Linked DNA regions of Mus musculus: all the other regions are linked to region 6. A link is a loop called in an ENCODE intact Hi-C map of the cell type or tissue named here. Cell type or tissue: heart. All regions are shown on one strand.

Evidence for each region. A loop is a pair of places that touch in the nucleus more often than their neighbours do. Peaks named below come from ENCODE experiments on the same cell type or tissue, not always from the same donor. Only the 100,000 strongest peaks of a DNase experiment are listed, where the experiment ranks them.
Region 1: a loop joins it to region 6, with 2.9 times the contacts of the local background. A loop is called at or near these places in 9 of 42 quality-filtered maps.
Region 2: it touches region 6 in a loop (3-fold over the local background); 9 of 42 quality-filtered maps call a loop at or near these places.
Region 3: a loop joins it to region 6, with 4 times the contacts of the local background. A loop is called at or near these places in 10 of 42 quality-filtered maps.
Region 4: it touches region 6 in a loop (3.0-fold over the local background); 7 of 42 quality-filtered maps call a loop at or near these places.
Region 5: a loop joins it to region 6, with 6 times the contacts of the local background. A loop is called at or near these places in 26 of 42 quality-filtered maps.
Region 7: a loop joins it to region 6, with 3 times the contacts of the local background. A loop is called at or near these places in 17 of 42 quality-filtered maps.

Annotation. Positions count from the first base shown.
Region 1 is chr1:34,100,277-34,104,276 of GRCm38, forward strand. The region is part of intron 5 of Dst (dystonin); the gene reads left to right. Among named protein-coding and RNA genes, the nearest start is that of Mir6896, 15 kb to the right of the region's middle. In heart, no CTCF peak of the experiment used is centred here; no DNase peak of the experiment used is centred here; H3K4me3 peaks cover 943 bases; H3K27ac peaks cover 1,100 bases.
Region 2 is chr1:34,119,045-34,123,044 of GRCm38, forward strand. The region is part of intron 8 of Dst (dystonin); the gene reads left to right. Gm51742 (a long non-coding RNA gene) reads right to left here. Exons shown (of 3, transcript XR_003948640.1): 3 at 3,595-4,000. Among named protein-coding and RNA genes, the nearest start is that of Mir6896, 3.7 kb to the left of the region's middle. In heart, no CTCF peak of the experiment used is centred here; DNase peaks (open chromatin) are centred at 1,207, 2,397 and 3,326; H3K4me3 peaks cover 524 bases; H3K27ac peaks cover 1,391 bases.
Region 3 is chr1:34,113,007-34,117,006 of GRCm38, forward strand. Dst (dystonin) reads left to right here. Exons shown (of 103, transcript NM_001276764.1): 6 at 927-1,016; 7 at 3,112-3,189. Among named protein-coding and RNA genes, the nearest start is that of Mir6896, 2.4 kb to the right of the region's middle. In heart, no CTCF peak of the experiment used is centred here; no DNase peak of the experiment used is centred here; H3K27ac peaks cover 482 bases.
Region 4 is chr1:34,433,404-34,437,403 of GRCm38, forward strand. It overlaps Ccdc115 (coiled-coil domain containing 115), which reads right to left. Exons shown (of 5, transcript NM_027159.2): 5 at 3,267-4,000. n-TEttc1 (a tRNA gene) reads right to left here and starts at 1,480; the gene lies at 1,409-1,480. In heart, no CTCF peak of the experiment used is centred here; a DNase peak (open chromatin) is centred at 1,598; H3K4me3 peaks cover 2,239 bases; H3K27ac peaks cover 2,229 bases.
Region 5 is chr1:34,163,325-34,167,324 of GRCm38, forward strand. Dst (dystonin) reads left to right here. Exons shown (of 103, transcript NM_001276764.1): 17 at 1-147; 18 at 302-430; 19 at 573-650; 20 at 752-913; 21 at 1,003-1,107; 22 at 1,734-1,829; 23 at 2,856-2,981; 24 at 3,618-3,767; 25 at 3,952-4,000. Gm26788 (predicted gene, 26788) reads right to left here. Exons shown (of 3, transcript NR_165804.1): 3 at 2,521-3,771. Among named protein-coding and RNA genes, the nearest start is that of Gm26788, 13 kb to the right of the region's middle. In heart, a CTCF peak has its summit at 1,545 (motif pointing left); a DNase peak (open chromatin) is centred at 1,507.
Region 6 is chr1:34,004,153-34,008,152 of GRCm38, forward strand. It overlaps Dst (dystonin), which reads left to right. Exons shown (of 103, transcript NM_001276764.1): 4 at 2,039-2,246. Among named protein-coding and RNA genes, the nearest start is that of Dst, 98 kb to the left of the region's middle. In heart, a CTCF peak has its summit at 1,671; DNase peaks (open chromatin) are centred at 1,719, 2,309 and 3,429; H3K4me3 peaks cover 1,766 bases; H3K27ac peaks cover 1,326 bases.
Region 7 is chr1:34,059,177-34,063,176 of GRCm38, forward strand. All of the region lies in intron 4 of Dst (dystonin), which reads left to right. Among named protein-coding and RNA genes, the nearest start is that of Mir6896, 56 kb to the right of the region's middle. In heart, a CTCF peak has its summit at 2,117; DNase peaks (open chromatin) are centred at 1,505 and 2,135.

The sequences.
Region 1 (4,000 bases), 96 kb after region 6:
AGCACATAGGCCCCCACACTTCCCAAATCATGTTTCCTGTGAAGCCAGATCGGTGAGGACCAGGTGAGGCAGGGAGCCTGCAGGAGAGAAGAAGGTTTCTGGAGCCAGAAGAATTTGGAAAGAAACACTTTCTAGTTGAAAGATTTATGTTACACATTAGCATTAGAAAGACTGGAAATTCTTTGGTAAGACAAACTGTTGAACCCAGTGTTTCTCAAGCCTATTTTGCTTTTGTCAAATAGTTGCTGCTAACATCCTTCTGGGAGATGCTTCGGGAGAGTTTGAAAGTGATACTTTTATACCAGCATAGTCGTGAACTGCAGAGTGTTAGTTACTCTGACAGGCTTTGTTGCCCTGCTTTGTCACAGCCTTTTTTATGGTTCATTACGTGTCTGCTTGAATTGTAATGGAGCTGTCTTTCATTGTTTATAATTTTCCTGTTCTATTCCCCCTCCTCTCGGGCCACATCCCTTATAGGTGGAAGACCTATATGGTTGCTCTTCAGTATTTGAGGAAGCTATTCCCTTGTCCCTTGTTAATTAAGAGGTTTGTCTTCTTTGTTTCATTTATATGTTATATTTTTTATCTTAAAAATCTATTGGTGTCTTTTTTTTAAAAAAAAAGATTTATTTATTTATTTATTTTATGTATGTGAGTACACTGTCGCTGGGAATTGAACTCAGGACCTCTGGAAGAGTAGTCAGTGCTCTTAACCGCTGAGCCATCTCTCCAGCCTCCTATTAGTGTCTTTTATGGACACATAGTAATTACATGTATTTTGGGGTACAGTGTGACACTTCAGGACATGTCCACAGCATACAGTGATCAGAGTATTTATCCATCACCTTAGCCATTTGTCATTTCTCTTTGTTGAAAATACACCCCGCTCTGCCCTGCTGTGTAGCAGCATTGACATCTATTTATTGATGTTTCCTGATACACCCAGTGTGGTTATTTTATTATCCACTTGCCTGTATTCTTTGATAGGATGCTTATTCGTGTATTGTCTAAGACTGGAGATAGATACCCTTTATGATGGAATTTTCTTTTCCATGTGTGCTTTTCATGTTGTGTATGAGCAGTTTTCTAGCTGATCATGGTGCTTGCTGCCTGTAATCCCAGATGACAGCAAGAGAATCATGGGTATGAAACCTGGGCTGTGTAGCAGCAAGACCTTATCATGAATAAGTTACTAGTCTTCCCTTGGTCAAAGTGTACTGCTGTAATTTGATGTAGTAATTGTGTAAGTTTAGCTATTGCATCTTCATTTTATGGAAGAGCTTCAAATGAATCTTCTGCATGCAGGTGCTCACTGAGTCATTGTCAGTGTCAGTGCTGAAAAGCATGGCCTCTGCTAAATGGCTTCTGTTTGTACCAGAAAATCCATTCCCATGTTATTTAGAATATATATTGCATCTTAAATGTATTTTAATTAATATATATGTCATGTTACATATACATTACATCTTAAACCTATTGTTAAGGTGTGCTTTGGAGCTATTCTTTACTGCTGAGTTCTGTCCCCAGATCCTTTCTAAGCACCCCTTTGCTCATCAATTGCATTTTCTATTATCCATATAAAGTGTTTCTGCAAGAGATGCCTGTATGTGCCCCATTTCTGCCCTGCAAGAGTTTGCAGCATTTGCCTGTTCTGAGAGGAGCAGGCTTGGACTCCCAGTCAGTTTAGTCATCCAAGCTAGTGGCTCCCAGTTTGTTCTAAGACTGACAGAACATCCACATTATCTAAGCTGCCCGTGCAACTCACCTCTAAGGGCTTAGGGGAAGTTAGTTTTTTGTTGTGGTATCTTGATAGTATAGCTTACCCCATACTATACACACTTGTTATAATAGATCAGAATTTTTTTTCTCAGTTTTAAAATTAGTAAACATGATAATTTGGTATCGTTCTTGAATTTTTAAAGAAGGTGTGTTGTGGGGGTGGGCATCCAGGTGGATTCCATCTCCTTGTTATTGTGAGTTGAGCAGCAGTGGTCATGGATGTGCAGGTATCTCAGTGTCAGGATGTGGAGTATCCTGGGCAAGTGTCAAGCTGGGTCATATAGCTGGAGTTTTGGCTATTTTGTGGGTTCTTTTTTCGTCCAACCTTATTCCACCCTTTCAACCTTCTAACATAAGTCAACAAGGCAGGAGAGAAAGAAGAATAGAGGGGAGGGAGGAGGTGGGGCGGGGGGGGGGGGAGAGCAAGAGAGCGAGAGCGAGCACTCGAGAAAGAATGTGTGTGTGTGTGTGTCATGAGGTGATAATATCAATAGATGCTGATTGGGGCATGCAGTTCCTTGGTGCAGATTTGATCTTCACCATCAGGATATCTAATTTCTTTGTTTTGTCTCTTCTATCACAACTACTGGACAAACTACAACCAAACAGCAGCTAGCTAACCATCCACCCCTATCAGGGCTCTAGCATTTACATAGCCTCTGAAAAGTTCCCAGAACTCCAAATGCCACTGGCAGAAACTATCTGCAGCTGGCAACACCACGCTCCTGCTAGAGCCTGAGGCAAATCACAGTCACCTACTGTGGAGCAGCCCCATATCCTCACACCTGGGAGTAAAACTAAGCCGCATTCCAGTCATATTTGTGTGTTTCCTAAAGAAACCAAAATCCTCACTACAGAGTCATATGGGTGTTCTATTTTTAATCCTTTGATAAGTCTCTATATTGAGTCCATAATGGCTCACCTTCCATTAGCAAGGTATCAGGCTTCCTCTTTCCCTACATCCTTGGCAGCCACGCTGAATATTTTAAGTACTGTGAGTGATGTAGGAGAAATTTGAAGTACTAAAATAGATATAAGGATTTACTAATAAACTTGCTTAGAAGATGTTAAGTTATATACAGTAGAATTTAGATAAAGGGGCACTGCCTCCATTTGACTGGAAGATATGTAGAATAGACTTGTTGGCAACTGTAAGAAAGGACCGCCATAGTTAAAGTTTAGAGTTGCGAGAAAGTTTCTGCTGTGTTTTCTCATGAAGAGAGACCTCCAATTAGGCTCCATTCCCATAAGAAAAAGACCCAGTGCTGACTTACAACCAGTCATTGGGGCCATTCCCTCAATGAATACACCTCTCTGGAGCAGCTCAAGGTCACAGCTCAAGGTCACAGCCATCACTGAGTTCTGCCTGGTCTGTCATTAAGTCCCCTGTGCTCTTACCAGGAAACATCATTAATTCTGCCAGGTGGGCAAAATGAACCTGGGTAACAAATATTCAAAAAGAACAACACTGGTGTGTTCTTAAGAAATAACCCTAGCGATATCTTTGCTGTGTTCATCTCCTGTTTACCCAAGTGGCCAGACTTGGACTCTCCTGTTTAAATTGTTAAGTGTATACTGGGCCTGAGACCTGAAGGAGACTGGAGGATAGGCAGTGTATCGGGAATGCACAGGCCTAAGGTGTTTTTAAGTTTTCGGACTCTTCTGTTCTGCTTGGGATCAAGATCCGTTTCAGTCCTATTAGCAGGTAAACACCCACATCCTGCAACTCATTTACAAAGCCCCTAGGATACTCAGCTGAGCAGTGTGCAGGCTGTTGCATCACCCGGTGGCACTCCACTGTGTTCCTTTCCTGGCTGTGATCACACAATTGATTTGTATCAGTTTTGTTTCTGGTGCTCACTCAGCAGCTGCCTGGAATCTCTGGACTGGATTCCTTTACTCCGGAATCCTATTGTGCCCCTCACCTCTGTGTTTTCTCCTCTGCATTATCCCACATTGGTGCCATCCAGTTTTCTTTGAAGCTCTGATAAGTAGTTGTAAAAGCAAGGGCATGTTGTTAAAGTGACCTTGCACTGGGCTGTGAACAGTTGAAAGTGTGCTTGTCCCAAGCTGCCTGTCTCACCAGAGTGGAGCTGAGTATACTTGCCTAAGCTCATTCCTAAGTTTCTGATAATTAATTTGGCCCTGGTTCATGAAGTTAATTCATTATTACTACAGAGTCATGTAGTAGGTGATGTGTTTATAAAAAGATAAAGAGAGA
Region 2 (4,000 bases), 110 kb after region 6:
GGGATATAGGCCAGGTGGGGATAAAAATTTTATCTAAGAGGTGCTATTTTGAAGAAAAAAGGAAGAAAGAAAGAAAGAAACAAACAAACAAACAAACTTGGCCACAGAGTATAGAAAATGGAGAAGAGAGCTCAGGTTAAACTTGAAGAAATCACAGCGTGAGACCTGGGGTGGTGGTTTGCGGAAGATGTTCTACCGTCCGGATGTGTTAGAAGGGTTCGTGAGCCGTCCTGTGTTCCATTCTGCTGCAGAGCAACCCTGAGATGTCAGGGAAGTAACAGCATAGAAGTGGCTGCTTCTCTGTCAGAGAGAAAGGTCCTTAAGAGGACGGGGGATGCAGGAGCAGGTCTTGCTATGGAAAGAGAGTAGAAATGTGTAAGGCAACAGAAAAGTGAATGGATGAAACCTCGGAAGAAAAATGGGAGCATAACGGGATGGTCAGCAGTCTGAAATGCTGCCAGAGACCGGAGAGAACGGTCCCCAGCTACTTACTGCAGGAAGAAGGAAATAACGGATGGGGATGTCGGTAAATGGGAATTAGAAGTAGAGCATATAGACTCTACATTTGAGGAACGTTAACGCAAAGGGTCATTTAAGAATGACGTGTTAAGTCAGCAACTGCTTGTGTTTCCACATCAGGGATTAGGGACAGGAGGACTGACAGCTTGAATATGGTTGTTTGGGTAAAATGTAAATGAAATAAAGCCTTTTTTGATGCTGTGCTGATTGTGGATTAAAACTCTTGGCTGTGCCCAGGGAAAGAGTGGTGACCGCCCTCACTCAGAGTGTTACAGCCTTTAGTTCCTGTATTCATTGTATGAATATGACAAAGTTTGTCACTTCTTACAGAAGTGGTAGGTTTTTAAAATACTGCTTTTGAGCATCACAAATTGGATCTGTTTTTCAGTCTGGCATTCAGAAGGTAGGAATTATATTCCTGTTGGTCTCACGTCATAAACCACTGTATTCGAGATCATGATGAGGTACAGTGTGCTGTCTGTTAAAGGATTCTTTAAAGTTAGCGTAACCAAGGGTGGTATATCCATCGGCAGTGGAGATACAGTTGGAAGTGTCTGAAGCAAAGTTTAGCATCTGTGCCAGGCCTGGCAGGGCATTGGAGAAGAAGGCTGTAAAAGTACCAGTTACCAGGCAGATGCAAAGGCTGAGCCATTTCTGGAAGGGAACAGGGCGTGTGACCTAACCATGGACAGTTGCTTAGTTTGGCAGGGCCGGAGGGAAGGGTGGAGGGTGTGCCAATCTCAGCCTGCTTCCCCACCCTGGCAGTACACACAGAAGCCATTCCACATTCAAACCGTGTTCCGTTGTCATTGCACATATTGAAAACTTAAGAACAAACAAACCCAAGACATTTTTCCCCCCTAGCCTTCATCTAGAACATCACTGGCTAATGTTTAATTTTCTTTCTAAATGATTAAGAAAACCCTTACAATACAGATATGTTACAGATGTCTGTAACATCAGTGTGTCAACCTGACCCTTGACTGGATAGCCCCTCCTCAGAGAAAGACTACCTCAGGAAAGGCAGGTACCGACTTTCCAGCTGACTTTGGCTTGTGTGACAATATCTTCCCTGTCACGCTGACTTCCTTTGCACCGTGTCTGTGACTCAGGGTTAGGAATACAAACAGCTCAGAGTATTGAGTCCATACTGATTCCTTAATTTCCCACCCTGACCCTGCTAAAGCTGTCTAATATTTAACCCAAGTGCAATCGCAGAGCATAAAGTTTAACTGCCCTAATGCATGTGTCAGAGTGAGCACACTTCCTTTAGCTAAGTGCTCCACCTTTAAATCCCTTCACGTAGTTCTTTGGTCATGTGACAATCCTGTCCTAGTGAGCAGATAATCAGAGATTTATGATTTGAGCACTGTCTCAAAGCCGTATTAAAAGACTAGCTTTAGACATAATTGAAGGTATTTTCGGCTTTCAATATTTATCTTCCCTTCATCCAATTGTTGAGTCCTATCTCTATGCTACTTTTTTCTGAGTTAGTCTTAACACTAGAGACTCACAAGCTTTTCATCTATTTGTGTGGGGGCCCTAAAATTAGGTGGCGTTTCCAGGGGTGGCTCCCTGAGCTTGACTGTGAAAGGCACTTTGAGACTGAACTTGAAGGACACTTTGCTAGCGAGTCTCCGGACTGTGTTTACTTTCTGTTTGCTTAGCTTCAGAGGTTAATGCAGCTGTCGATAGGGTGTGTGTGCATTTCAGAAGGCACAGTGTTAACTGGAGGGCCGTGGTCTCCGTAGTGAGCCTCGGGGTTTGCCGTGGAAGTTCACTGGTGTCTGATTTGACTGTGAGCAGTCATGTTTGTCTGAGAGGACTGGTGGCCAGGAATGAGCCACAGTGCCTAATAAGACACAGGACCGGCTGGCAGGAAGCCACAGCATTTCTTGCAAGTGGTTTTCTCATAAGCAACATGGCTTCGGGCTGAAGAGGATAGTCACACAGCCTGCTAGGAATTACAAGTCAGAGTGGCGTCTCGGGACTTGGTGGAGCGGGTCCCTGGAAGCCCCGGATTTTGAAATGAGTGAGTTCGTGGAGCCGTGAGTGCCCGTGAATCAAATGGGGAATGTCTGTGGCTGTGTGCGGGCTGAGAAAGAAGAGCCATATTTCGATCCTGCCAAAAGTCCCTTGAGTCCTGAAAAATACTCTCCCGGAAGAAAGTATTTCAGAAGAAAGCCTTGCCAAAAAGTTGTAGATGACACCGAGCCGGTGCGGCAAAGCAGTGAAAGAGAAGGCAAGAAGGGCGTCAGTCAGCCTGCTGGGGGACAGCCAGCTGTGTCCTCCGGAGAACTGCCGTGGGAGGACCCTGCCGCAAGCCCCACTAAGGAAGATGCTGTGCAGCTGGGGAAGAGGGCAGCCACAGAGCACGGTGACCAGAAACCTCTGCCCAGCTCTGTGGACGGCTACCCCCACCGAGTGACAGTTTCCTCTGCTCAGGGGAGATACTCAGAAGTCCAAGTTAGCATCCCAGACAAGATAATTTCAGAAGAAGATAGCCCTCCATATTGCCCAGAGACGGAGAGACACTTAGATGATGTCAACTCAAAACACAGAACATTCCTGAGAAAAGACAATGTTTCTCTTTCCCAAACGGCAGCCAGCTCAAGTCCCATTCTCTGTGTCACAGAGAAGTCCCTCAAAAACAGTGCACTTATGGGAAACCTCTCAAGAAGCTGTCACAGTGTCCTGGAACAGGACAGTGATGAGAGAGGTCACCCTTTCGGAGTACACCGTCTTCAGCTCACAAAAAGGAGGTGCCATTCCCTCTCTTCTGGTGTGTCCTCTGTCTCCAAGGATGCACCTAGGGATGATGGATGCCAGGTAAGCGACACTGGAGTAAGTGACTGCCCCTCCTCCCCCTCACACCAGACTCCAGTGTAGCGGCTTCTCAAAAATGCCATCTGCATGTTAGCCTGTGTCAAAGTTAAAGGGTTTTCAGAGGTCAACACGGTGACTTTATCTTGCGTGTTACCCATATTTCTTACCCTCAGTTTAAATAGCACCTACATTTTACCATTGTGTAACTTGGGAAAGCTCTGGCTCAGCAGGACACTTAAGCTTGATGTCTTTCACTCATGGCTCTTGATTTTTTTCTTTTGTAATAGTCTATAGAAACTTAGCTCTGTGATAGGTAAAAGTTAAATAAGAAAACACTTGAATACCTCAGTGTAGATAGCAGAGAGGATTTTGATGTTCCCAACATATACAAAAAAAAAAAAAAAAAAAAAGAAAGAAAGAAAGAAAGAAAGAAAGAAGACAAACATTTGATACTATAGATTGCCTAAAATGCCCATTTGATTATTGCCAGTTATACACATCATACACTGTAGTCCCCAAATAGGTTCAATCACCCTGCCAATAAAAATAAGAAGTATTGTTTAAAAAGGACTATGTAGTGACCCTGTAGCACACAGTACAGTCCTCCACATTCTGACTTCTGTTCTATAGTCCAAGAGGCCAAATTCCAGCTCTC
Region 3 (4,000 bases), 110 kb after region 6:
TCTGACAGGTGACCCCTGTGAAAGGGTTGTGTGATCCCCCCAAAGGGATCACAGCCAATCGCTGTCATACGTCTTTTCTTTGGTTCCTTTCCTGTGAGCATCTCAAAGTAATAGAGTCCTGACTTGCAGAAAGGTGAAAAATCTGGGAATGTCTTTGCCCCTGTGGACCAGCCATCTTCTTGGCCTGCTATGGTGTTTGTCTGTGGAGCACAGATCTCATAGTGGGGAACTTATTACTGAACTGTCCCCGGGAAGCAGACTAGTCAGGGTCTTCAGAGAGCCTCTAGTTCTAACTCCATAGGCTCTGGTCAGGTGAGGGAACACAGGAAGCTGCTATAGGCTGAAGGCCAACTTCACGTTAGTGTGACTTAGATTCTCCAGGGCAGAATTTAAGTTGTGAAGAAGATTTGGATAGACGTTCTCCTAACCTAGGCTTTGCTTTTAAAAATTATTTGAAAGAGTTATAGGAAGTTGTAGAAATGGTACATAGAATTCCGGGTCCTGTACCCCAGCCTTCATTGATGGGTCTTTACAAAGTGCCTCTTGATCTGTTGTTATGTGTTAGAGACTATGAAGACCAGCTGGAGGTAAAAATACAACTCATTTTTAAGGTGGCCTTGGTTGTGTCAGGGATAAGGAATAAAATCAGGATATTACTTATATTTAAAATCTGTAGGCCTGTCATTGTAGTTCAGGATAATATTCAGTTTGAGATGTTACAAAGCAGTAATTCTTGTTGTCTCTATATATTGTCACCCTGAAAACCATATTTTTAGGTTTTAAATTTTCAACTATTTTCAAGTAATGAGAGAATAAAACAGAAAAATAGGTGCCTAGGTGAACACCCGTGAAGCATGTGTCTGTTGTTAACCCTGCCTGGTTCGTTCTGAGCTACAGGACTAAAGATGGCCACTTTGTCGCCGTAGGTTCGGAAGCACGTGAACGATCTCTACGAGGATCTGAGGGACGGGCACAATTTGATCTCCCTCCTGGAGGTTCTGTCTGGAGACACCTTGGTAAGTGTGCGCTTTCCTGATTTCTTTTGCGGAGCTTATAATTCCATACACACGTGAGCAGGGCGCCTGCAGCCCAGACGTTAGGCATTTGCATCGTTCTCTCAGACCACGAGTTCAGCCAGAAGAAGAGAGTCAGTGCTGTTCTGTTGCTTCCGCATCCATCTTCCTGTGACGTGAACGGAGACCTGAAGATACCTGCTTTCTCCATAGGCTCTATAATTAACATACCACTTTTCTTTCTGCTTCTTCTTTTTATTTTTTTAAACCTTTGAGTTGTTTTGTATTGACTTAAAATCAGTCAGCGGCGCTGTATAACCACACATGGAAAGACTTGTGTATAGCAAGGGAGTAAGTGTCCTTTCCGAGAGCTGGGCTAAGCCAGGCATCACCTCCCTTTGTGTGACCATTGCTCCCTTGTTCGGTGACCTCTTCTCCCCCACTGCATTCCGCTCATGCTCTTGTTTTCATTCCCGGTCTGTCTGTCTGTCTCCTTGCTGTCCTGTCTTCTGTCTGTTATATTCATTAGCCGAGGGAGCGAGACTTTTTGAAGACCTTACGGTTGGTGAGTGCAACAGCAGCATGCGAGTGTGCGCAGCATGAGGAGGATGAGGACAAGGGGGTAGGTGTCACCCCCGTAACTCACTAACCTAGCAGGGCCGTGTGTGCAGGCGTGTGCAGTGCTAACCCGGCAGGCCGGTAACTCACGGGCTTTAGCGAAAAGACAGGGACCCAGGCCCAGACAGGTGTGTGACGCGCACGTTCACAGACTGGGCAGAGGAAATGTTTTCTCTTTAGATTTACCTTCAGAGCTGAAATGGCCAACATGTTCATACATTACTGTGCCCTGCTATTGTAGAGTTTTTTATGCTCTGTATAAACATAGGGCCCTGATAACTAGTATACTAATTTTTATGCACATTTATTCCCTTCTGGAATTGACGTTTTGAACTTGACAACTTACTGCTCTTTTTGAGGCACAGGGGTGCTCACAGTTTCCTTTAAATCAAACTTATTGGCATAGAGGGCTGTTCTTTATCTGTGGGGCGCAGAAGGGGACAAGACTTTGTCTTGTGTCCCATAGAATCCACAGGGCGGTCTAACTGACATTTAGCTGACACAGGTGAGGCGCCTTTGCAGAGACAGGTGAGCGTCTCTGGCCTCCAGCATCCCACCACCCTGATTTCCATGGGAGTCGGGCTTCTATAGATCCAGCTGGTGACTACCCAGCATCTCTCTCCCCTGATACTAGACTTTCTTTCCCTTTGTGGTGTGCTGTCTTTTTATCTCAACGCCTTGGATGTCAGCTCGTGGATGAGAGGGAGGGAGTCAGTCTCTTCCACCTATTTTGCTCTTAGACTGTTTCATGGGGGAAATTCCAGCCCCTTTTCTTTTCTTTTTCCTCTGCTAATGTGGAAAATGGCAGTAGGGGAAATGGCTATGATTTGACACTTTTCCTGAGACTAGGAAAACAGTCACATCCAGTGTAACACAAAAGTACACAGTCCTTTCTGCCCGTGTTACATCCAGCTTCGTGTAAAGACTGGATGCAGTGAAATACAGAGGAAACGTAGCGAGTAGTGTGAGTGGCCTTTCCCTCTCCTCTGTCACTGCTAAACAAACCTCTGTCTTTCTCCTTAGTGTGGTTTTTTTTTTTAATGTACTAATTGCATGTTTTACCATTCTCATAAATCCATAAATATAATTAGAAAACTTGTCTTGCTAATAGTGTACACTATAAGAAGTAAAATAGAGAATTATGATTATCTTTATGGATTCATAGCTAAGCACCAGTTGGCCAGGATTGCTCTGCTAGCGAGCACTAGGAAGTCTCTGTGCTCTATGGCTTCCCTTTTGTTTAAATGAGGCCTCTAGAGTAAAGCATGGGTTTAAGATATATTTAGAAAAGGCCCCTCATTCTTCAAATTCAGTCCCAGATAAAAGAGAAGAGTTAAAAGCCTCTATTTTTTTTTAAATTGTTGTGTCTACTTAACAAATAGTTTAAAAATATTAAGATGAGCAGAAAATATCTTTAAATTCGCATGGTCAGTGGTGTTACAAGCTGTAGTTTTTCACACCTTCCATTTTCTGTCCTTAGCCCCGGGAGAAGGGTCGGATGCGTTTTCACAGGCTACAGAACGTACAGATTGCACTCGACTATTTGAAAAGACGCCAGGTATGAGATTTTTCAGACTCTAGCGTTAAGTGATTATTATTAAATAAGTCTGCCGAGGAGTGAGTTGTGGAATGTAAAGGGTTAACTGGGTCTGAACTGTGTCAATTATCGTGTGCCTTTACTGAGGCAAATATTTAACAGTGTTTTCGGATGCCTGTTGCTGGGAAAAAAATGTCTCATTAGGTGTGAGTTCAGAAAAATAGCGACTAAGAGGGGCTAAGTCTCACTGGGGGGTTGGGATGCATCTGCCTAAGCAGGTAGACATTTGAATAGCAGCAGTGTTTCAAGAATGTGGGCGAGCACCACCGCTCCCGGGTAGGGGTGGGCAACAGTTAACACTTTGCACTGCGTTTCTTAAAATATTTCCATAGTTCACACCTTCCTTCTAGAAGTCATGCTAGCCGGGTTCTTACTCCTGGTAGACCAGTCTGCTCTTTGTCATACGTAGATAACCGGCTCAGTGCGCTTTGCGCAGCTTCTGTGCTGTGTAAATCACAGAGGACAGGGTTCATCGCTTGTGGTTCTAGAGGCTGAGAACTGGAGATCAAGAGAGTAACACTCTGGATCTGGCAAAGGCAGCCTGTGTTGTCACATGACAGGGGACAATGGTGGCAAAGTGTCTCTCTTCCTCCGTCATGCTCCCTGAAATAAGGAACAAAGGTGTCCAACATGATAACGTAAGTTTTGGTGTTCACTTGAGGTTCTCAGTTCTTTTGTAGACATAAGTGTCAGAGAGCGTCGCACTTACTGAATGTCGGAGCTCAGCATTTGTTGATAAGCTGTGGTTCTGAGGATTGCACGAGTCTTTGGT
Region 4 (4,000 bases), 430 kb after region 6:
CTATAGGCTCTGGAACTTTGGGTGTTTTCCTGTTAGAGTCTAGGGTGGCTCCTTCCGAAACAGTTTGTGGTTTCTCCAGTAATTGGAGTTTACCTTGAAGACAGGGCCTATTGTATAAAATGGAGGCCTGGATACAAGACGGGAGTCTGCCTTGTCAAGCTGGAGCCCTTCATAGAAAGTGAGGTTAAAGAAAGAGGGTTAGAGGATAAGAAAACTGCCGAGGAAAATCAAGACACAGAGAGATTAGTTCAAAACACAGCTGGGGTTGGGGTGGGGGTGGGGTGGGGAAGCAGAAGTTGCTTCCAAAAAAAAAAAAAGAAAGAAAGAAAGAAAGAAAGAAAGAAAGAAAGAAAGAAAGAAAGAAAGGGCAAGGCCAGCCAGGTGAGAGACACAGGTTGTGCTGCCGTTGAGACAAGCTCACACTTTGAACAAGCCTCAAATCTAGTTTTGGGAGCCCCAAGAAGAGGAGGGAGGAGGGTACAGTAACAACCCGGGGAGTTCCAGTGTCTCCTGCCATGGACTGTGGTAAGAGGCAGTACTCTAAAACTTTCAAGTGCAGAGGGACAGAGGCAACTCCATCTTCAGAGCAGACCACCTCAGCCCCGCGTTAAACCTCGGGTTAACAAAGGCAAATGCACAGAAGTCTTGGAACGTCACTCTGGTATAGTGTTCTTACGTTTGGTCCTCCGTGCACGCGTAGACTCAGAAGTAGAGCCCAGAGAAGTGATGCACACCTGTAATCAGGAAGCAAGACAGGAGAGTTAAGTTTAAAAGGCCGGCCTAGGTATATACAGGGACCTGTCTCAAAAAACAAAACAAAACCTGACAAAACAAAAACAAACAAAAAACGTTTGGAGACAGTTCCATACTGGAGAGAGGAATCAGGCACAGACAAAACTCAAAAACAAGCAAACACATCCACTAGCTTGCAGTGGCGGCTCACAGCCCGGTGCGGCGAGCACTTCCTGCTAGCGGGATGCCACCTCTGCTTCCTTCTCCCTGCTTTTTTTCTCAGTCTCCATTTCTGTTTGCTTGTTCCACTCAGGAACAAGAAATCTTTTACTCCGGGCCGAAAATATGGGAAGGGGCTAGCAGTAGAAACCTCCGTATGGACAACCCACAATGTTATCTCGATATTTTAAATATTACTTTTAACTTCAATATCTATAGTTTTGCATATATAATGTAAATAATAGTTGATATAATTAGCTGAAATAAGCTACTGCTTGACAAAAAAAAAAAAAACCTAGTTCATAGGGTTATGAAGAAAGCAAAAGTCTATTCGCAGATCGATGACCCCTATGGCCCCAGTTTCCTGAAACTACGCCACTGTTTTGATGCGAGGTGTTAGGAGCGGCAACAAGACACGAATAGCAACGAATTATTTACAAATCATAAAAAAATACTGTTCCCATACCGGGAGTCGAACCCGGGCCGCCTGGGTGAAAACCAGGAATCCTAACCGCTAGACCATATGGGAGCTGCCGGCAGGTGTCTCTCCTTTGCTCTTATGTTACCTACGTCATTAGGGCCGCTTGTGCAAACTCCACCCTCCAAAATCTTCAGCATCTTCGCTTCCCAGGAAATAGTGACGAATGCCCGCATCCGGACGCTGCCGGAGCCCGTGACCCGAAAGATAGAACTTTTTCCGTGCGTGGGAGTGTGCCTAAAGTCAGTAGCCAGCAGCCGAGGGCACAGTCTTCACCCTATCCCAGCAGCCACAGCGTCGCGCTTCCCAGAGCCCACCACACCCGAAGCCCAGCCACGCAATAAATGCCTTTGTGTCTGGTTCTAGATTTAATCTCGTGACTCTGGTGTGATTAGCGTTCCAGGAGAGGTGGTCCTCAGGAAGAATTTATGGCCAAAAATTTTGTGGTCTCGGTCCTCTCTTCCATGTAGAGATGTCACTTTACTGACAGAAGAATGCTAAGAAGCTCGGTGGATGCCTTTCATGCTTCCAAAACTGGGAAGGCAAAGACTAGTGGGTTCTTGCGAGGCCATAGCCCTTCTGGTTTACAACTGTGCCCATCTCAAATTAAAAACAAAACGAAGGAAGAGGGTCCTTTTCTTTCTAGTCATAACAGCCCCACATATACAGGCACCGGAGAGCTAAAGGGGAGAAGAATGTGCTGTCCCAGGTTTGTAATTCTTCTTGCTGTTTATCGTTAAAAATTTGTAGCTTTATGAGATAATTTTCGGAGATACACAGCCAGAAATGGACGGTGGTAGAAAAGCTGGGTGCCGGACTCACTTAACATCCAACTGAAACCCCAGAAGTTCATTATGATTCCTTTACTACTGTATTAATACAATCCCAAATCCAAAAATCACATAAATTCCACTTTCTTTTAAAAACTGATTTAAGAGCTGGTGAGATGGCTCAGTGGGTAAGAGCACCCAACTGCTCTTCCGAAGGTCTGGAGTTCAAATCCCAGCAACCACATGGTGGCTCACAGCCCTCTTCTGGAGTGTCTTCAGACAGCTACAGTATACTTAAAAAAAACCCAAACCTAAGAGGGTCTGGAGTGATGGCTCAGTCATCAAGAGCACCCCCAGGGGGGTAGTGTGTAGAGGATGAAAGGGGGAGCCACACACCTTTAATTCCAGCACTAGTGAGACCTCTGTGAGTTTGAGGCCAGCTTGGTCAAGAGCAAGTTCCAGGACAGCCAAAGCTACATAGAGAAACCCTGTCTCAAAAACAAAAACAAAAAAAACCAAACCACCAAAAACCAAATAAGCAAACAACAACAAAAGAGCAAACCCTGTGTCTTAGGGTTTCTATTCCTGGACAAAACATCATGACCAAGAAGCAAGGTGGAAAGGATTTATTTAGCTTACACCTCCAAACCGCTCATCACTAAAGGAAGTCAGGACGGTCAGGAAGCAGGAGCTGATGCAGAGGCCATGGAGGGATGTTCCTTACTGGCTTGCTCAGCCTGCTCTCTTATAGAACCCAAGATTACCAGCCCAGAGATGGTCCCGCCCACAAGGGTCCCTCCCTCCTTTCTCACTAATTGAGAAAATGCCTTACAGCTGGATCTCATGGAGGCATTTCCTCAACTGAAGCTCCTTTCTCTAACTCTAGCCTGTGTTAAGTTGATACACAAAACCAGCCAGTACACCCTGACTATTCTTTGGAGGACCCAGGGTTTCCTAGCACCCACAGGAGACATAGGGCCTCTTCTCGCCGAAGGGCAGAAGACACCACATGGTACAGACATACACTGGGAAAGCCCCCATACACTGAAAATAAAATGAGAGCTCTGTGACACTTACTGTAGCTTTTACTTTATTCAATTTTTCTGTACAAATTTCTGTTTTTACAATTCATAAGTAGAAAAACCAATATAAGCAAAATTAACAAATTAGGAAGAAATATTTACACCCCACAAACAATTACATTCCCCTTCCCAACACAACTGGATAGCTCAGGAAAAAAACGTGAAGCAAGACACAGTTTCCAGGTGAGAGAATGCACCTTCAGCAAAGCAGCTGGGTCTCACTTCTATAAGCTAAGTGCAATCAGGAAGGTCACCCTGATTCCCCGGAAGAATGAGTTATTTTTCCTTTTATAACAGAAGTAATATTTCCTGCTAGCTATTCTGGTATTTGTGTATTTGTGTGTGTGTGTGTGTGCTGTCTTGTCTATAAACTTCCCAGGGCTTAAGTGATCCTCCTGCCTCAGCCTCTAGAGTTGCTGGAGCTACAGGCACGCGCTGCCACGCCCAGCCTGAGGTACTTTTATTGACTGGAATTGTCCTGATCTACCTTATGTTTCTAGACTCCCTTTCTTCTCTGTCACCATTTCTGCAGGGCTTCACTATCCCAGATGGCTGCCGCAGGTTATTCACACGTCACTGTCATGCCCTGAGACCATGGCCTAGAACTAGGTGCTCTCTACACTGCTCAGCTTTGCTTCATCAAACTTCATAACTCAACTTCATGCCTCGAAAAGCTAGAAACCGCGCAGACTAAGGACATTTCTAGGTGGGGCATCAGC
Region 5 (4,000 bases), 160 kb after region 6:
GTAGAGCCAAATTCATTACAGACTCTGAAGCTAATGCAGATCCGAAAGCCCCTTCTCAAGTCGTCTTTGCTGGATCAGAACTTGACAGAAGAGGAAGTCAATATGAAATTTGTTCAAGATCTCTTGAACTGGGTTGATGAGATGCAGGTAATGTTTATCTCAGTTGTCCAGTCTTATTCTTGAAACAACAACTACTACTTTCTTCTTCTTTCTTCTCCTCCTCCTCCTTTTCTTCCTTTTCCTCTTCCTTCTCCTCTTCCTCCTCCTCCTTCTTCTGTAAATCATTATTTTACTCTTTTAGGTGCAGCTGGACCGCACTGAATGGGGCTCAGATTTGCCAAGTGTTGAAAGCCATTTAGAAAACCATAAAAATGTTCACCGAGCCATTGAAGAATTTGAATCCAGCCTTAAGGAAGCTAAAATTAGTGAGGTATATGAATTTTTGTGCTTTTAAATATTTTATTGTATTTTGATACTATTTTCTTTTTACTTAAAGACCCTGTAACTCAGTAATTAGTATTAGTCAGAACTTAGCGTCCCTAACTCCCCATGCCTTTGCTTCCATATTTTAGATTCAGATGACAGCGCCTCTGAAACTCTCTTACACAGATAAGTTGCACAGATTAGAGAGTCAGTACGCTAAACTCTTGGTAAGTATTTTCTTTTTCTTTTTAATTTGTTTGCTTTAAGTGTTCTGTTTTATGCCTGTTGCGAAAGGATCTGACTCTTACAATGGGTTTTCCTTAAAAAGAATACATCCAGAAATCAGGAGCGACATCTCGATACACTCCACAACTTTGTAACCCGCGCAACTAACGAGCTTATCTGGTTGAATGAAAAGGAGGAGTCGGAAGTTGCTTATGATTGGAGTGAGAGAAACAGCAGTGTCGCCCGGAAGAAAAGCTACCACGCGGTGAGTCGGCTGCGCTTGGCTCAGGTGCCAGCGCTGGACCTGAAGAGCTTGCCGTATTTCTGATACGCTTCCTGATGCTTCCTCGCTAGGAGCTGATGCGGGAGCTGGAGCAGAAGGAGGAGAGCATTAAAGCTGTTCAGGAGATCGCAGAGCAGCTGCTTCTGGAAAACCACCCAGCCCGCTTGACCATCGAGGTAAGAAAGGTCGAGGCGTGGGCTGATGCATCAGCAACCATAAACCTTGCCCGCTAGTTCAAAACAAAACAAAACACTTCTGAGTGCTTACTACAGTGTGGCTCGAAAATAACTGTCCCAACAAGTCATGCTGATCTTCTCTTCACCATCTCTTAGGATAAAGGTAGCAGGTTATTTTTAGGACCCATGGAGCTCCTTGTGGGTAAATTCATCTGATGGTGTTCTGTGTACTTACCATGTGTAACAAGCAGAAATGTAGCTTAGTTTGAGGGAGCAAATAATATTATGTGTTGCTAGATCCCCAGAGGCAGCTAAGTGTACATCTGTAGGAACACGTGCCTGACCACAGGACAGGAGCAGTGTGACATTCGCTAGATCAGGCTTTAGACATCCTTAATGCACACAGAGCGCCCCCTCCTGGGAGGCCAGGAATTGCACCTTCTACATAAACAGGTTTCACAATTCATGAATTAGATGTGCTTTCTACAGTATTTTTTCTTTATGAAAGATAAATACGCTGCATTAAATAAGAAGCCCTCAAATAGATGAGTGTTTTAAATATTATTATATATTAAATGTAATAATTCCAATGATCTGCCCAGCTTTCACTGTGTCTCCTCCCTCAGGCGTACAGAGCGGCCATGCAGACACAGTGGAGCTGGATCCTACAGCTGTGCCAGTGCGTGGAGCAGCACATTCAGGAGAACTCTGCCTATTTCGAGGTACGTCGGTAGAGTCACAGCGTGAACACACAGCATTGCTGTTTGGGCCGAGGTGCAGAACTACCACAAAGAAACAATGTGCAGAGCACACGGGGAGTAAGCCAGTACGTTCTTTTCAGGACCTAAGTGCTGCTGTCTCATCCTAGAGGGGAAACTCTGGCCTTTAAGGAAGAAATCCTATGGCTGGATGATGGCTTTAGTTGGCAAAGTGTTTGCACTGAGTTCATTTCCCAGAAACTATACTTATGAAAAAATAAAGTGAGTGGAAGATCCTGAGACTTGCTGGCCAGCCAGCCTAGACAAATAATGAGACATTTATTAATAATTAGTTATACTTGTTATTTGATAATACTTATTAATATAATTAATCAATATAATATGTTTATATATTTGTAATATACATATATAATATAGTATAATGTATTATATATGATAAATAGAAATATAATATGGATAGAAGTATAATAATAAAAATTATTATTATTTTATAATAATGGATAATAATAATTATTATATAGGCTCAGTGAGAGAGCCTATCTCAAAGAAACAGGGTGGAGAGAAATGAAGAAGCCTCCAGTTGTTGACCTCTGATTTGCACACACACAAATACTGCACAAAAAAGATCACTCTAAAAATTTGTTCAATATTAAGGAAAAATATATACTATAGAGTCAACCACATAAAGACTTCATTTTTTCCTTTAGAAATTTTAATATATTGTATGAAATTCCACCCCTACTTAAAAGATTGATTGAACCCTAAAGGAAAACAGACTTTTGATCAAAATAATATAAAGCCCAAACATAATGCATAATATACATGTACATTTTGCATAATTAATATTCATCTGTAGCCACCCAAGTTAAAGATTAGTTTGAGCTTCAGAAAGGATGTTGCTGTTGTTGCTTTGTGCTTTGGTTCTGTCCTGGCTTGTCAGCGGCGCACAGAGGGCCTGGCACCAGATTTGACAGCTCTGCGCTTTACTGGCATTGAGTGTACCACAGCTGCCAAGTTTTCTCTCTTTAGTTTTTCAATGATGCCAAAGAAGCCACTGATTACCTAAGGAATCTGAAAGATGCCATCCAGCGCAAGTACAGCTGTGACAGGTCCAGCAGCATTCACAAACTGGAAGACCTTGTCCAGGAGTCCATGGTAAGGATGCAGAAACTCTGGGCTTTGTCATACAAACAACAGGGTAGATTAGTGTTTTGTTCTATGTTTCTATGTTCTATGTTACATACAGATTTGTACTTCAGACACACAGCTGACTCATTCAACTGAGACTTTGGCTTGGGTAGTTTTTGATGATGTTTAAACTGCTTTAGCAGTGATGTGTGTGGTCAGTTTTCATTTCTGGAGATATAACAATGGACAAAGCAAGCAGGAATCACCCTGTCTTGTGGTGCCTAGATATTAAAGGGTAGCAACACAGTCATACATTAAATAAACAAAATGCTTGTAGACTGTTACATTGTAGTAACAGCAACAAGGAAACAAAATAACCGTAGACTGGTACATAGTAGTAACACAAGGGAAACAACACCATAGACTGGTACATAGTAGTAACAGCAACAAGGAAACAAAATAACCATAGACTGGTACATAGTAGTAACGGAAACAAAATAACCAGAAAAAAGGAAGGAAGAGGGCTTCAAGAGGGATGGGAGATGTGGAAGGTGTCCCCAGTAGTCAGGGCATTCTTCAGTGATGATGGTTTGTGTGAGGCCCTGTGGGATGGGAAGTTTGAATCATTAATTTTCAAGTCCCGCCGTGTTTGCTACCTAGGAGGAAAAGGAGGAGCTCCTGCAGTACCGGAGTGTGGTGGCAGGGCTGATGGGGCGAGCGAAGACAGTGGTGCAGCTGAAGCCGAGGAATCCTGACAACCCACTCAAGACGTCCATCCCCATCAAAGCCATCTGCGACTACAGACAGATTGAGGTACCTGTAATTCTCAAAGCAGACTGGATATTAAATGACGTCATAACGCTTTCTAGCCAGAAGGCATTTCTCTGTCTCATAAGATATATATATATTATTATATATATAATAATTCTAAAGATCGAGTGTGGAGGAAGATGAATTGATGGTGACCTCAGCTTTCCTTTCTTCCATTTAAAACCAGATAACCATTTACAAAGACGATGAGTGTGTCTTGGCAAACAACTCTCATC
Region 6 (4,000 bases):
CCTGAGTATGTTTCTTACTGTTCTCTCTTATCTGGTTATCAATGACATGACCAGATTAGAGGCTGTGCCAGTCAACACCCTGGGGTCCAGGGTAGTAACTGTCCCATCTGGCTGTGGGGTGATTAATAGTGGTGCTGGCATGGCATAAATCACATTTTGTTCTTCAGTCAGCTGAGACTCTGGCCATTAGAAAATTTACTCTGCAAAAATCAATAGCCAGTGATTTTTGGAAAAGAGCAGTTATTCTCTCCCCCCACCTCCATAAACATTAACAAATTACTGTCTCTCTAAAATAGTATAGAAATACAATCTCAGAGATGAAGTAAGGACCTTAAATAAGGACAAATAGGAAGCCATTTTGAGGAACCCAAGGCAACCAAAGAAACCCAGTAGCCCTTAAACGTCTTTAAAATGCCACCCTTCCTTCCCTTCAGATTCCGCAAATGACGAACCTTAGAGAACTCAAGTTGAACTCAAGTTGAAGTTTCACAAAAGCTCGGGAAAATAAATTAAGTTCATAACAGCTAATGTCACACACACCTCAGGATGGACTGAAGCTAGAATATAGAAATCCAAGTTTATTCATTTACTTTTGTCAGATTTGCTTAAGGTGCTATTATTACTAGGAAAGCCAGCATGATTTAAATCTTAACATGCCTCATTTGGAGGGATATATGAATTTTTACCATAGTAGCTTTGACGGTAGAACAGCCACGGTTTAAATGGACAGTGGCAAAATCAGTGGTCCTGACTGGTGACAGTCTGTCTGACAAGCCGCATGTGAGTCCTGTGGGAGTTGCACACACAGCCTGTTGGTGCTGCAGGTACCAGTGTGAGTAGCTCACTGTTATTACTTCAAATTGGAGCTTGTCTCATTGAGCTGATTTCTGCCTGCAGCTTGCTGCTTGGGGAATCCATGGCTGTAGCTTCCATCTCAAGGAATTCGAATTCAAGTTATGTTAGTTTGGCTTCTTCACTGTGAGCCTGGGCAAGTGAAGACTTCCCTTTGATACTCTTCAGAATTCTTAATCCAGTCTACAGCATCTCTTCCTTGCTGAGCTGTGGGCTGTCTAAATACTCACAGACACAACCCAATAAGAGGGAAGGAATAAGACCATGTGCCTTTTATGAAAACATTATGACCCCGAGGATTCTAAGCGCCTGCAGGATCCAGGAAGAGTAACCTTCAGGCAGAGTGGTTTTGGTAAAAGTCTGTGTTTCTCATCTTCCTGATGGCTGCAGCTGAGGAGAACTTGGCTTCCTGTCCCCGCACTGTGTCCTCATTTACATTATTGGCAGCCCTTCGCTGCTGGAAGTTTAAATTATCTCAAGAACTCTAAACTGAGTTCAGATGTTTGTTTATTGGCGTTGCCTTCGGCCTTTGAAAGCAGGCTTTTGTGTTCTCCCGGTCTTAAGAAAAGGCTCTTCTCAGAATCAGCCCTCCTTCCCTCCCTCCTCACCCTTTTCTGGGAACCCGCTTCAGTCTCATGCAGAAAATTAAATACAGGGCTCAAAACTGGTTAAAAGGAGGCTCCAGTGGCCCTGGCGGCTTGAAACGGGAAGGAGGTGGGACCCAGCATCCTGTATTTGTGCTGTGTTTATGAAACTTAAAGTTAGTTGCATTAATGAATTAACCAGAAGGCTAGTAATGGAAAATGTTTCTCCTGTCCTGGTGGGGGAGCCAGATACTGTAGATTTGTCACAGGAAGGCTGTTGATTCTGGCTTCATTGTTGGCCCAGTCATTTGTTGAGCCGGTGGCTGGAGCGCAGGCCACACACTTCTTCCTTCTGGTCTCCATGTATTGGAACAGCTTGCTTATTGTTTCTACGGGAGCAGACTTGGCCAAGAAGATATGGTGAGCCCTGGGGTTCGTTTTGTTTTTTTATTTGTGTGCGTGTTCTCTGGGGACGGCGCAGCGCAATTTAGAGGTGGGGAGGGGGCAGAGTGATCGTAATCGATGGTCTTCAGTGAGTGATGCTCGTTTGCGAGCGAGCGAGCGGTCGGTAGCTAATGCTTCTCCTGTGTCATCCTCCTCAGAGCTCCGGGAACGCGTCCTACCGCTGTTCTATGTCCTCCTCTGCGGATTTTTCTGACGAGGATGATTTCAGCCAGAAATCTGGCTCAGCATCTCCGGCTCCTGGAGACACCTTACCCTGGAATTTGCCCAAGCATGAGAGATCCAAAAGAAAGATTCAAGGGGGCTCGGTGCTGGACCCAGCCGAGAGGGCTGTGCTTCGGATAGCAGGTGAGTGGGGGAGGGGATGGAGTGGAGACTAGGGTGGCAGAAATTCACCCATCTGTTCTCCTGGTGCTGTAGCTGCAGGCTGATGTACTGGGCAGAAATTTGTCTCAGGTGGGGGAGGAAATGACCATGTTTACTCCGTGGAGCGCTTTGCCTGCTTGCTCTGGTGACTAAGCTGTTTGACTCTGCTTTCTGGTTGGATGAATCGGTAGATTCTGAAAGCAAGCAAATATTTACTGGTATCTGTGTTAAACTTTGCTGCGGATGTACACTAACCATCAAGGCAACCTGAGAGTACTAATACCAGTGACTTCCTGGAATATTTTGCTGGAACAACCTTTTTTTTTTTTTGTTTTGTTTTTTTTCTTTTGCCCAAGGGCGCAGAGCTACGCAGGTCTAACTCAAGTCTCATGGTTTTGGTACTTAGGATGCAGCGCATAACCCAGCAATTTGGATGTCTGTTGTTTTTTTAAATGTAGCTTTTCTGTGAGCATCATGTGGCCATAGATGCTTTGTGCTTGTGAGGGGCCATCATGCACTCTTGATTAATTAATCCATGGAGATGCCAGTGTTTGTGTCCTGTGTGTGGGGTGTTTCCTTGCATTTGGCCATACAAACTGAACCAGAAGGGAGCTTGTTTCTCACCGTTGTAAACTGAGAACACCAGGGTGAGCAGCTTTCAGGCCTTGTGGTTCCAGCAGGGCTTGTGCCTGTAAGGGCCTCCTGGGTGGACAGTTCTGCATTTCTTTAGCAATTTTTTTTTCCTTCTTGGAAATGGTAATAGAGAAGGATGGGGCTCTGGGTAGTCACTTACAAAGGCCAAAGGCCAGATGTTCAGGCCTTCTTCCCTCTCCCTGCCCCCACTTGTGACTGCGCAGGAGTTGGGGGCTGTGTTCTCATAGTTGCTTCCCAGGTAATGCAAATATTGGGGTTTTGTCTTCCTGGGGGCCGCGACCATCCCAAATTACCGTCATCAAGGCAGCCTAGAGAGAGTCTCCTTGGGGCCCCTGAAGTGGAATTTTTATTTTATTTTATTTTATTTTATTCTAAGAAAAACAAGCAGAGCCTGGCCAGTCACTCTGTAGTCAGGGTTTCTCCGGCAACAGGCTTGAGCTTCTTTTTGGCTTCTGTTGTGAGATGCGGCCACTGCCTCCGGTCTCGCCCAGCCTTTGAGGAGGGGTGGAGCAGGAAGGGGAAGAGGAGGGAGAGAGGAGGGAGACTGGGAGCCAAGTGAGAGTGAGGTGGCTTGGGCCTTGGCTCCCTTTACCTTCTCCTCAGGGACACATTTAGTCACTTAGGCCTGCCTGTCTTGTTGAAAGCCCCCTGCAGCTCTGACACTCATGGGAGAGGAGAGACTCTACCAGAACTAACAGCAGAAGGAGAACCACAGGTGAAGGGAAGGTGTATGCCCACCTTCATGGCCTGCCCAGGGCATCAAAACATCTGCTTGCCTGTTCTGTGAAGTTTTGTTGTTGATTTGGTTTTTCTTGAGATAGGGGCTTACTGTATAGCCCTGGCTGACCTGGAGCTCCTTACATAGATCAGGCTGGCCTTAAACTCATAGAGATCAGGAGTAGCTGCTACCCCTCAGGGGGCACTGTAGGAAAGGAAGGCCTGGAGGGACCTGGGACAGTGCTGGTACAGAAGGGACAAGTCCTGAGGACGGAGGCCATGTGCTATTCATTATGAAATGTCCATTGAGTTTGAGGTAGGTGACTGAGACCTCAAAGTATTTACTGTTAAAACCACATGAATTC
Region 7 (4,000 bases), 55 kb after region 6:
GTTCTGGTGTCTTTCTGTTGAAGGTAGTGTCCAGGCTTAGCTTTCTCCTGCAGTGACTTTTATCTTCTCCAGTGTAGGTTTGAAGAAAGCAGTGGCGGTTTCTTGTTATGAGCTCTTAGAGCCCACGTATGTCGGAACTCTAGCCTACTCTAAAGCACGGAATCGGTGGGAGCTGGGTGTGGTGGCACGAGTCTGCAGTCAGGCTCCGCAGGAGGTGGAGGCTCAGGAGCTTTAGAGTCCAGCGATTCTGGATAATACCGGGAATCGAGGAGGAAACGCCCGAAGAGAAAAGGAAGGAGGCAGGAGACTCAGGGTTGAAAATCCCATCAAAGACAGCATTTCCTATAGGGCCTGTCTCAGGGTTTCTATCACTGTGACCCAAAAGAAACTGCAGAGGAAGGAGTTTATTTGGCTTGCACTCCCACATTGTAGTCTACCCCTGAAGGAAGTCAGGACAGGAACTCAAACAGCACAGGAACCTGTAGGCAGGAACTCATGCAGAGACCATGGAGGGGTGCTGCTTACTGCCTTGTTCACCAATGAATGGCTTGCTCATCCTGCTTGCTTACAGGACCCAAGGCCCAGGGATGTCAGCACCCATAATGGGCTGGCCTCTCCCACATCAATCACTAATTAAACAGAGTTCTACAGGCTAGCCCAATCTTAGAGAGGCATTTTCTTATGGGAAGTTCCTTCCTCTCCAGTGAAGGTCAGCTGAGTCTGGACGCTACCTCATAGCTTATGTCAAGTTGATATAAGTCTAGCCAGAACAGGCAGGGCCTTTTTTATAAGCATGACAGATGGTCCTGTGAACAGTTAAATGTTTAAAGTTAGAAGCCTTTCTCTTTTTTTTTTTTTCCATTTTTTATTAGGTATTTAACTCATTTACATTTCCAATGCTATACCAAAAGTCCCCCATATCCACCCACCCCCACTCCCCTGCCCACCCACTCCCCCTTTTTGGCCCTGGTATTCCCCTGTACTGGGGCATATAAAGTTTAGAAGCCTTTCTCTTATAGTAAGAAGTGGGCCTTCTGAAGACCTCTGCTGATGTAGCTACTTAGGTATAGATGGTCATGGACCAGTGTTCTGATTATGAAGTTAGTGGTTTTTTTTTTCTTTTTTTCTTTTCAGTCCTTCTCCCTATTGTCTTTCCTCTTCTTTTCGTCTTCCTTTCCCCAGAAACCTCTGCATGTCCTCTCTCTGCTTGGTAGCATGGTCATTGCTGGGAATGCAAAGATAAAAACATAAAACAGGGCCATTGCTGTTAATTGTTCTGAGCGTGGTCTATTTGCTGGACTCCTCAGCTGAGAACTGACCCTGCAGCCTGGGAGGGCAGGCTGCTGTTGCCATGGGAACATAGGACGTTGTTTTGCTTAGTCTGGAGAATGATCTGCAATAGCTTCGGTTTTGAATGAGAGTTTATTATGTAAGTAAAAGAATAAACGGGGGTAGCTGACTGCAGAACACTGCCAAAGCATGCACTCAAAACACTCAGCAAGAGATTCCCCTGGGAAGCCTCCCTGGGGCAGTGAGCGCTGGGCGTGCCCTCCAGTGAGTGTCCCAGTAAGAGCAGCAGAGAGATAACATCAGACTGGGCACTTAGCATCATCCATCAGTAAACTCACTAGGGAAGTTGTGGTCAGCCAGACTGCCTACTGAAGAGATTCCCGCAAATGAACTCCCCACCCCCTTCTTGTTCTGACTGCAGGTGTTATTATATTATGGGATAAACAATAGTAACCTCTGCTGGGAATGGTTACATTTTGGCTGTTTTTAAGGGTCTAAGTTTTTAACACCCTTAGCTGTGTTTCTTTCTAGTTACAGAGTTAGGGACCCTCTAAGAGCTTTCTATTGACAGGGATTTTGGAGGTCGGGAGGGACTCCTTACTCCCAGGTTCACTTTTAAGAGGCTTACACAAGCACGTGACATTTTGCCAATATAATGCACATACGAGGAGTCCAACGGTGTGTGATGGGGACCAGACTAACCAGAATACTGAGAGTAATTAAAGGAAATGGAACCAAAGGGCACCTGCCAGACACACTAACAAATGGTATTTGTGCTGAAGGGTTGTCCAGGGGACCTCTTGGAGGAGGTGCTCCGGCAGGGCTTGTGGTAACTGACTTGCAGTTCTCCCTTCAGCCACTTGGGAGCATAGAAACACTGGGTAGTGAAACTGACTGAGACCTGAGCAGGTGGAGGACATCTCCCAACAGTCAGACAGCTTCTGCCTTAAAGGTGTGTGTGTGTGTGTGTGTGTGTGTGTGTGTGTGTGTGTGTGTGTGTGTGTGTGTGTGTGTGTGTGTGTGCTGTCTGTCTACAGAAGGTTTTGCCTATAAAAGAAGGGTGCTCAGGAACATGTAGGTCCCCCCCCCCCTTCTGGGAAACTTAATTCTTCTTATTCTGTAGTAATAACTGGACTATAATTACTGCTGTGCTGAGTTGTATATTAATCTGTTTGTAGTGTTGTTTTATTAGCGGACACTCTTCCAAGCTAGCTAACAAAAGCCACTCTGAGCCTTAGGTAACCACATACTATACCTTAAACACATTTATTCAGCCGTAGGAAATGTAGGTGATGAGGTGAGTTCCTTGTGAGGCCAGACCACCATTCCTTGATGGAAATGGCCATTTATTTACAAAAGCTTTGAGCTTTTTCCCTCTCCCCATTCAGTCAGATATGCATGCCTCCCTCCCCTTCCTGTTCTCTCTCCCACCCTGCCTTGATTCATTCATGAAAGAAAAAAATATACCTAGGAAATGTTGGGCTGGATCAAGGCAGACAGAAGGGCTTTGAAATGCCAGTTATTGTATTTCCCACACAATCTGGAGCTTGCACTTATTTATGTGTCTGTGGACATTTGGTAATATGTAATGGACTTTGGAATGTGCAACCTCACTATGAACAGCAAGTCCCCAAGATAAACACTAGAAACCTCCTTCTTCCAGGTCTGTCTCTGTGTTGTTCATGGTTCCATTCACAGTAGCTGTTAAAATATGTGCTCGTTGTTTTATTGAATGAATTCAGTAGAACTCCTAGGACAGAGAAGTCTCACATTAAAAAACCCCTAATCTTAGAAAGTATATAATGAGAACAAGGTCAGGGGAAAACCTTGTGTAATCACATAGCAACTAGGAAAGAAACAAACAAAAAACCTATCTATCTATCTATCTATCTATCTATCTATCTAAATAGATAAATAGATAAATAGATAGATAGAGGAGTAGAAGGAGAGGTGGAGGAAGGAGTTTTAGTTTTAAGGAAATATATAGTCATCAGAGTGGCAGAAACGCTTACAGCGTCCTGGCCTTCAGCCTCCACGGACTGTGTTCACGGGGTAGGGACCAGCACCTGCTGGGATCTGGGATCTGGGATCTGGGATCTGGGATCTGGGATCTGGGAGAGCTGCCCGTGAAATTCACCTTTGCTTTGTTGTTCTCTGAGCTTGGGGAAGGCAAGCAAGTAACTTACGAGGTTTTGGCCAAAAGCAAAGGCCAGACTTACCAGTCAGTTTCTGTGCATGATCATTCAAAAGCAATGGTGACCTGAGTGGTCAGCTCATGAAGACAGATTAACCCTTGGTCTGAGTTGTCAAAGGGAGCTCCAGGCACCTGGCATTTCAGAGGTCGTGTAGCAGGTTTTAATATTCACCAGAACTGAGAAACCCCCACTATGCCTTCTCACTCGGCTTCTCACGTTGCTGGGATGGCACTCATGAGCCGCATCACCTGGCTTCTTTTTTGTTGACAGTAAACTTTGTTAGCTTGCATCGAGAAATACATTAAAGAGCGAGAATACATTCGTCACCTCTCTGTATCTTTGTCTGTAGCTTGTGTTTACTGGACTGTCTGTTGTCTGCGTGTTCTGTGTGCCTGTGCCTGTCTGTATGCTGTCTGATGTCTGTCTCTGTCTGTGTCCAACAAAAGGCTGTGCTCTGTTTGTATTGAACAGCTCAGAAACTGTGGCGTGGGAAGGGAGCAAGGAATTCTTTACAG